Regions from separate parts of the Homo sapiens genome. Here region 1 is linked to region 2. Evidence: chromatin loops called from intact Hi-C (ENCODE). Cell type or tissue: GM12878. All regions are shown on one strand. Each heading gives the region's core, and the rest is flanking DNA. Links, peaks and the distances in the headings are about the cores only. Region 1 overlaps DTNB (dystrobrevin beta). Region 2 overlaps LINC01381 (long intergenic non-protein coding RNA 1381).

Evidence for each region. Peaks named below come from ENCODE experiments on the same cell type or tissue, not always from the same donor. Only the 100,000 strongest peaks of a DNase experiment are listed, where the experiment ranks them.
Region 1: it touches region 2 in a loop (3-fold over the local background); 1 of 110 quality-filtered maps calls a loop at or near these places.

The regions. Positions count from the first base shown.
Region 1 is chr2:25,599,457-25,603,850 of GRCh38, forward strand. The region is part of intron 5 of DTNB (dystrobrevin beta); the gene reads right to left. Among named protein-coding and RNA genes, the nearest start is that of DTNB, 72 kb to the right of the region's middle. RefSeq lists a silencer at 2,391-2,440 and an enhancer at 2,921-2,970. In GM12878, for the core only: no CTCF peak of the experiment used is centred there; a DNase peak (open chromatin) is centred at 2,343; H3K27ac peaks cover 790 bases.
Region 2 is chr2:25,207,816-25,212,209 of GRCh38, forward strand. It overlaps LINC01381 (long intergenic non-protein coding RNA 1381), which reads left to right. Exons shown (of 2, transcript NR_132378.1): 2 at 1,159-1,387. Among named protein-coding and RNA genes, the nearest start is that of LINC01381, 5.7 kb to the left of the region's middle. In GM12878, for the core only: no CTCF peak of the experiment used is centred there; a DNase peak (open chromatin) is centred at 2,556; H3K27ac peaks cover 1,344 bases.

The DNA.
Region 1 (4,394 bases), core at 281-4,280, 390 kb after region 2:
TCAGCCTCCTGAGTAGCTGGGACTACAGGCGCCCGCCACCATGCCCAGCTAATTTTTTGTATTTTTAGTAGAGACGGGGTTTCACCGTGTTAGCCAGGATGGTCTCAATCTCCTGATCTCGTGATGCACGCCTCGGCTTCCCAAAGTGCTGGGATTACAAGTGTGAGCCACAGTGTCTGGCCCAAACTAGCAAATTTTTAAGTGGAACTACCATGCAGACAGTTAGAAACAATATTTGACCACAGTTCTAGACTGCAGATAGAGAACTTTGAAAATGTTACCAATGATATGAATAAATGATGCTCTTCAAAGGAGGGAAGAACATAAATGATTTAACCTTTAAATAGCTGGCTGCTGGTCAGGCGTGGTGGCTCACACCTGTAATCCCAGAACTTTGGGAGGCCCAGGCAGAGGAGAATCGCTTGAGCCCAGGAGTTCAAGGCCAGCCTGGGCAAGATAGCAGGACCTTGTCTCTACAAAAAATAAAAAAAATTAGCTAGGCATGGTGGCAGGTGCCTGTACTCCCAGCTACTCAGGAGACTGAAGGGGGAGGACCGCTTGAGTGCAGAAGTTGGGGGCTGCAGTGAGCTCTGATCATACCACTACACTCCAGCCTGGGTAACAGAGCAAGACCCTATCTCAAAAATAAATAAATAGCTGCTAGTCTTACAAGGAGGAAAATAATCGTTCATTGAATCTGAATGAAAACAAAGGGTCAACATGGGAGGTGGCAGACACTGCCAGGTGCCTCAGTATCTTCTTCCCCTTCTCGCTCACTAGCTGAGCCCGACTGCTGGGAATGACTATGTGCCACTTAACGAATGACTTCTCAGCCTCCTTTGCACATTGCAATGCTGGAGTAGATGTCTGGAAAACCCTTTGCTTTCTTCATAGAGGCAACTCTTTCTTCCTTCTGCCTGGAGTAAGTACAGAGGCCTGGGATATGGCAAACATCTTTTGATCCTAAGGACGAAGGCCATATGGCAGAAGAAAGACGGGAAGAAGTGAAGTCTGTGAGGACAGCCATAAGTCAGGGTACCAACTTTGAACTTCTCAGCGTTTGGACTTATTTTTACATGAGAAAAATAAATCCCAATCTGCTTAAGCCACTCTCAGTCAAGTTTTCTATCGCCACTCTGTGTATTCATAACTAATTAACTAATGAGTAATTAACCTGTGGCCACTAGTGGTGGAAATATTCAGGACCAGTGACTTTAGCTTTCAAGTACATTAATATATATATGTATAGCTTCACAATCACAAAAATGTGTAGGTATACACCCACACCAACGAATCTATACCTAACTCATTCAGAGTAATAAAAAGGAGTGACTGGATAGTAAAATGACTAACCACTCCCACAAAAAAGTATTATTTCAGTTATACTTAGTTACTACGTCATATGAATAGATTCAAAGTAATACAAAATTTTTTATTCATAAGAAACTATAACAGGCCTATATTACAATAAGAGAAGTGGAAACATGTCTATTTGCTTTAATGAGACATACTGCTAGACCCCAAAACTGAAGGCACAGTGAAATAATTCATTACTTCTTGAGTTATGGGTTTAAAACAATTTTTTTGTGAATAGGCTTTTATCTCTAAGAAAAACAATTTAAAAATGATTGCTAATTCTTAAATCTTAAATGAAGTTTAACAATCAACCTAAGTTATTGTGATTTACCTATGTACATATAAAAGGATCTTATCAAAGAAGTGAATAAAATAATAAAATTTAATGAAAATATTTTAAAAATTAAACTAGTACTCTAATTAAATAAAGCCCTAAACCCTCCTGGTATTAAGGGACTAAATTACTTCCCACATCCCCAGTTAATTTCCCAAGTAATTCTCTTTCTATTTATACACCTCTGAAAGTATGCTAATTCCCTAACAGTTATTTCCAGCTAAAAAGGAAGCTTTCTCCCTTGTGAAAAACCCACAATCAAGCCCTTAAATGTACATGTGTATGCAATTTTTAAAATATTCTATAATATCTTTTGTGTAATAAGCAAAAAAATGCTAGTGAGCCACCATCATCACATATGTCTTGATTTTTTCCTGGTGATAATGACCCTAGTTTTACTGGCTGGATCTATCCATCTATTTCAACTCCCCTTTCATCCCCACATGACTAGCCACCTATTTTTTTTGCAGATGAAAGGGCTGTTTAGACTGAAGAAATGAGTCTATAAACAGAAAGCCATTTTCTTTTACATGTTTGCTTTCCCTGGCAAATGACTCTCATCGCCTGTCATCTTTCTACCAGCTCAGCAACCTAACCCACAAAACCATGCACACACATCTGTATGTTGATAAATACCTAAACACAACTAGGCCCGAGTGCATACTGTAGTTCGAAACTCATTAATATGCCACTGGCGGGGTGCGGTGGCTCATGCCTGTAATTCTAACACTTGGGGAGGCCAAGGCAGGTGGATCACCTGAGGTCAGGAGTTCAAGACCAGCCTGTCCAACATGGGGAAACCCGGCCTCTACTGAAAATACAAAAATTAGTCAGGCATGGTGGCACACGCCTGTAGTCCCAGCTACTTGGGAAGCTGAGGCAGGAGAATCACTTGAACCCGGGAGGTGGAAGCTGCGGTGAGCCGAGATCACACCACTGCACTCCAGCCTGGGCAACAGAGCAAGACTCCATCTCAAAAGAAAAAGAAAAAAGAAAAAAAAAAGAAACTTATTAATATGCCACATCATTAAGCTGCAATGAGGCTGGAGGGTGGGAGTCTGCATGCCTTGGGCTTCTGGTGTTGACTCAGCCAGGAACCACCTGAGACAAGGCTCCAGACCTCCTTTGGTTTTTGTTTTCCTTTTTCTTCTTTTTTTCCCCTTATTCATAAAATACATATTTAAGGCTTATCTTTTACTTCCTTCCATTTCTAAAACATTTTGGTTATCTGAAAAATGTAAATCTAGCCATCACTCATTTAGATTAAACAGTCACTTCCATCTACTGAGGAGAAGGGATGGTTAACAGAAACCAGTGAGGATAATTATGCAGCCATGGGTGGTTAAAAAACTACAGCAGAGGAGTCTAAAATCTGAACAGGTGAAACTGTTTAACTGTAACTTCAAAGGGAGGCCCTTCTACAGTCTGCTAATGAAACATGAAGGAAGCAAACAGTTGAAACATCAGTAGGAATAGTCAATTCTGACCAAAACAGAAAGAATCTCAGGTCATCTTTTCTCTGACTGCTGATAGTGTGGTCTATCAAAAACATGCAAAAAGATAAATAATATAAATTATTATTATAAAACCATTGTGTTAGAACCCAGAGAAAAACCCCTGTTATTATTTTGGTATATTTCTTATTTTCTATGTGCACAGCAAATTTTTGTTTAAAACTACATTACACTTATGCATTTTGATCTAAAACCTATTTTTAAAGGCATTATATTCAATCATGTGGGTGTCCCAAAATTTAACTGAGTTCTCACTTTTGGACACTAAAGATGTTTCCAGTTTTCATATAAGTGTTGCAATATACAAAAAACTTGGGGTACACTTCTGATTAATTCCTTAGGATAAACTCAAGAAGTAGACTGAGTGAATGAATATGAATCTTTTTAAAGCCTTCCTGATACATATTGTTGAACTGCCTTTCAAAATAGTAGCACCAGCTTTTTAACGAATTTTAAAATAAATTTATGAATCTTTTGCTCCTTTTAGTGCAACCAGATGCAATTTGAATAAGGAGACTAAATTTCTTCGAAAACAAATAGCAGAATTAAAGTAAATAAATTGCACAGTCAAATTAATTGATAATTAAGCATGTTTTAATACATAATGGGCTTTACAGTCTACAAATTTTGTTTCCTTGAGTTATATTTTGGGTTTCTGACATTACTGAATTTTGATTGTGCTTTTAATTAAAGTCCATATTCCGATTATAAATCATTGGTATTTAGAATCCTGATAAAAGTTACCTCCGAATCTAGGACATAGTCTCTAATGGCCACAACAATGAACCATCTCTGTAAATGAATGCTACCTGGAGACAGAAACTCTCTTAAGACAAATCTGAAAAATCTAAGAAATGTTTTAAACAGAAAGTACAAATATTTGTTCAGTCATTCAAATGCTATCTTGATACTAAAACCAAAAACCCCATGTCAAATAAAAAAGGTAGAGAGGAGAAAATCATAGGAAAAATTCTAAGAAAGTAAAAAGCAGGAAGATCAAAGCAGAAAAAAAAAAGTAGAAATGCTAAAACATTCCATAAATGAGAAAACTTAATATAACAGGAGCATTAATAGAGGTAACAACAGAGAGTCCAGTCAGTAGAAGGAGGTTGGAGCAAACAAGAAGAACCAAAACAATGGAATAATTAGGTATGAGAAAGTGAATAAACAATCAAAGATCATTTGCTGTT
Region 2 (4,394 bases), core at 225-4,224:
ACTTTTTCTGTAAAGGCCTAGATAGTAAATATATTAAGCTTTGTGTATAGTCTCTGTCACAACGATCCATAGAATGAGCATGGCTGTATTCCCACTACATTTTATTTACGGACATTTTAGTCTTTTTCTTCTTTTTGAGATGGGGGTCTCACTATGTTGCCCAGGCTGGTCTCAAACTCCTGGATTCAAGCGATCCTCCAGCCTTGGCCTCCTACATAGCTGGACTATACATACACACCACCATACCCAGTGTGGACACTTATAACCGGGCTCAACTGTAAATCCCTAAGATATAGATTGAAGTCCTGTAGCTGTGAATGTGACCTTATTTGGAAATAGGGTCTTTGCAGATGTAATCAGGTTAAGATGAGGTCACTGGGGTGGGCCGTAATCCAATAGAACTGGTGTCTATATAAGAGGGAGATGGGCCGAGCATAGTGGCTCACTTCTGTAGTCTCAGCTATTGGGAGTCTGATGGGGGAGGAGCCTGGGAGATGGAGGCTGCAGTGAGCCGTGATTGCACCACTGCACATCAGCCTGAGCAACAGAGCGGGAACTTGTCTCCAAAAAAATAAATAAATAGTCTGGGGCTCGGTGGCTCACGCCTGTAATCCCAGCACTTTGGGAGGCCGAGGCGGGTGGATCACGAGGTCAGGAGATCGAGACCATCCTGGCTAACATGGTGAAACCCCGTCTCCACTAAAAAAAAATACAAAAAATTAGCCGGGCTTGGTGGCAGGCGCCTGTAGTCCCAGCTACTCGGGAGGCTGAGGCAGGAGAATGGAGTGAACCCAGGAGGTGGAGCTTGCAGTGAGCCGAGATCGCGCCACTGCACTCCAGCCTGGGCGACAGAGCAAGACTCTGTCTCAAAATAAATAAATAAATAAATAAATAAATAAATAAATAAATAAATAAAAATAACAGAGGGAAATGTGGATACCCATAAAAAGGAGAACGCCATACGAGGACGCAGACACAGAGGGAAAGTGGCTGTGACCTTGATTTTGTACTTCTAAGCCTCCGGAACTGTGGGACAATAAGTTTCTGTGTTTTAAGCCACCTGGTTTCTGGTACTTTGTTATAGCAGCCCTAGGAAACTAACACCAACATTTCGATTTCAAAGTGTTCACACGTCTTCTTCTTCTTCTTCTTCTCCAGATATTATCAGCCAAGCTAGAACACAAGGCAGCCCACCAACCCAGCACAGATTTGAACAGGCAGCTGAGGAGAGAGCCTGGGATGCCAGCTCTGAAGTGTTCACCGCTAGAAGTGTTCCCTTGTCAAAGAAAGAAGCCATCCCTTGTCAGTAGATGGTCAGGAGTTCAAGACCAGCCTGGGCAACATGGTGAAACCCCGTCTTTACAAAAAAATACAAACATTAGCCAGGCGTGGTGGCCTGTGCCTGTGGTCCCAGCTGCTTGGGAGGCTGAGGTGGGAGGATCACTTGAGCCTGGGAGGTCGAGGCTGCAGTGCCACAGTGCACTTCTACCATCACTTGTCACGGCTCATTGAACCCATGTGACCCTGATCCAAGCCAGGCAACCACAGTCTCTGTCCCAGAAACTTGGTGTGAAGTCAGAGACAGAGTCAGTTGGTGCCAGTATAAGGACTGGAAGGTTATGAAGGCTGGGACATGAGACCTTTGGGGTCAGCCATGAGGGTGCCAGCTGGAAATCAGTGACCGAGGGCAAGGGAAGGAACCCGATCAACAGAAGGGCAGAGGCAGGGCATACACAGTCCCTGATGGAAGGATAGACAGAGAGAGCAGCCACCTGGGAAACCCTGCTTACGCTGATGCCCATCCTGCCTCCTACAACTGAATTCCATGAAATGCTGTCATGGTTATTCTAAGTCCCCCTTGACTTCAGCAGCTTTAGTGGGCTTCTGGGCCTTGCAGCCAAACCAGCTGCCAGGCATCCAGCCCAAAGTAGGTCCTCAAAGTATCCTGCCCATCTGCCTTTTAGGGCTGGGATTCCTTACTTTTGCCCAGGAAAGGCATCTTGGGGTGACATCTGGGAAGCAAGGATCACTCAGAAAAGAGGGAAGGAGCTGGGGCTGGGATTCCAACAATTTCACTGTGGCAGCATGTATGGTCCAGCCCTATGGCGCCTTGTTGGTTTTCTCTTCATGTGCGGAGACGAGAGATTGTAGAAAAATAAGACACAAGACTAAGAGAGAGTATGACAGACAGCTGGGCCCAGGGGGCCACTACCACCAATGTGCAGAGTCCGGTAGTGGCCCCGTATGTCTGGATGCACTGCTATTTATTGTATACAAGGCAAGGGGGCAGGATAAGGAGAGTGAGTCATGTCAAGTGATTGATAAGGTCAAGCAAGTCACGTGTCCACCGGACAGGGGGCCCCTTCCCTTTGTGGTAGCTGAAGCAGAGGGAGGACATCATGCATCAGCCTTTTTTCTATGTGCTTATCAGAGATCAAAGACTTTAATACTTTCACTATTTCTGCTACTGCTATCTTCTAAGGACTTAAGAGGGGAACCAGGTATATAGGCAGAACATGAAAGTGAACGAGTGTGACCACCGAAGCACAGCACCACAGGGAGACGTTTAAGCCTCCGGATGTCTGTGGGTAGACTGGCTGATGTCCAACCTCCCACAAGAGGCTGGTGGAGCAGGTGTTCTCTAACTCTTCCAAGGAAAGGGAAACCCCCTTTCATGGTCCGCTAAGTAACAGGTGCCTTCCCAGGAACACAAGCCCACAAGCGGCCTTTATCCGGGCGTGACAGAGGGCTCACGCTCTTTTTTTTTTTTTTTTTTTTTTGAGACGAAGTCACTCTGTCGTCCAGGCTGGAGTGCAGTGGTGCGATCTCGGCTCACTGCAAGCTCTGCCTCCCGGGTTCATGCCATTCTCCTGCCTCAGCCTCTCGAGTAGCTGGGACTACAGGCGCCCGCCACCATACCCAGCTAATTTTTTGTATTTTTAGTAGAGATGGGGTTTCCCCGTGTTAGCCAGGATGGTCTCGATCTCCTAACCTCGTGATCCGCCTGCCTTGGCCTCCCAAAGTGCTGGGATTACAGGCGTGAGCCACCATGTCCGGCCTGACAGAGGGCTCACACTCTTATCTTCTGGTCACTTCTCACAATGTTCCTTCAGCTCCTGACTGTACTGGCTGGTTATTCCTCGGTTATAATAGTAAAGCACAGATTAATACTAAAACTAATGATTGATAATATCCATATATAATCATCTCTATATCCTATTTCTAGTATAACTTTTCTTATTCTATTTTCTTTATTATACTGGAACAGTTTGTGCCTTCAGTCTCTTGCTTCGGCACCTGGGTGGCTTTCCGCCCACAGCAGCAAGAGTCATTGTTAGTAATAAGTCTTAATACTGTACCATAAGGTTGCAACTTGTTTATTTTTTTGAGACAGAGTCTCACTCTGTCTCCCAGGCTGGAGTGCGGTGGTGCAATCTTGGCTCGCTGCAGCCTCAACCTCCCAGGCTCAAGCGATCCTCCCACCTCAGCCTCCCAAGTAGCTTGGGACCACAGGCACGAGCCACAACACTCAGCTAATTTTTGTACTTTTTGTAGAGACAGGGTTTCACTATGTAGCCTAGGCTGATCTCAAACTCCTGAGCTCAACTGATCCATTTGCCTTGGCCTCCCAAAGTGCTGGGATTACAGGTGTGAGCCACCGCACCTGGCTACATCTCATTTATTGAGTACTCGTTTATATCCTCTAGTGAACACCTAATATACATATCTTAATCCTCACAACAGCCTAGGAAGGAGGCTACTAATTGTGTCAATTTTATTTGCTGAGTCTTTAAAAAGGTTGAGTTGATTATCACAGCTGGTAGAGGGCTAGGATTTAAACTCAATCTGTCTGCATTTTCTGCTTTGCCACACTGCACTCCTGCCATAATTAGGATCCATCTTCCTAGGGTTGATTCCTCCAGCTGCTGTGGCCTAAAAAATGTGAGTTAATTGGTTACAGAGTAGGGATACCATGTTTGTACTCTAATTTTTTCAAGAGCTGAGTGGTCTCAAAGTGGTCTGAGGACAGCCACCAGTAGCACTTTCTGTTGCCCTCTGTTGTTCCAAGTTCATCTCCCTAACTAGACAGCATGCTCTTTGATGGAGGGCCTCTGCTATCTTGACTTTTTTTTTTTTTAGACTGAGTCTCACTCTGTTGCCAGGCTGGAGTGCAGTGACGCGATCTTGGCTCACTGCAACCTCTGCCTCCTGGGTTCAAGCGATTCTCCTGCCTCAGCCTCCCAAGTAGCTGGGACTACAGGTGCGTGCCACGACACCCAGCTAATTTTTGTATTTTTAGTAGAGACGGGGTTTCACCATGTTGGCCAGGATGGTCTCGATCTCTTGACCTCGTGATCCACCCACCTCGGCCTCCCAAAATGCTGGGATTATAG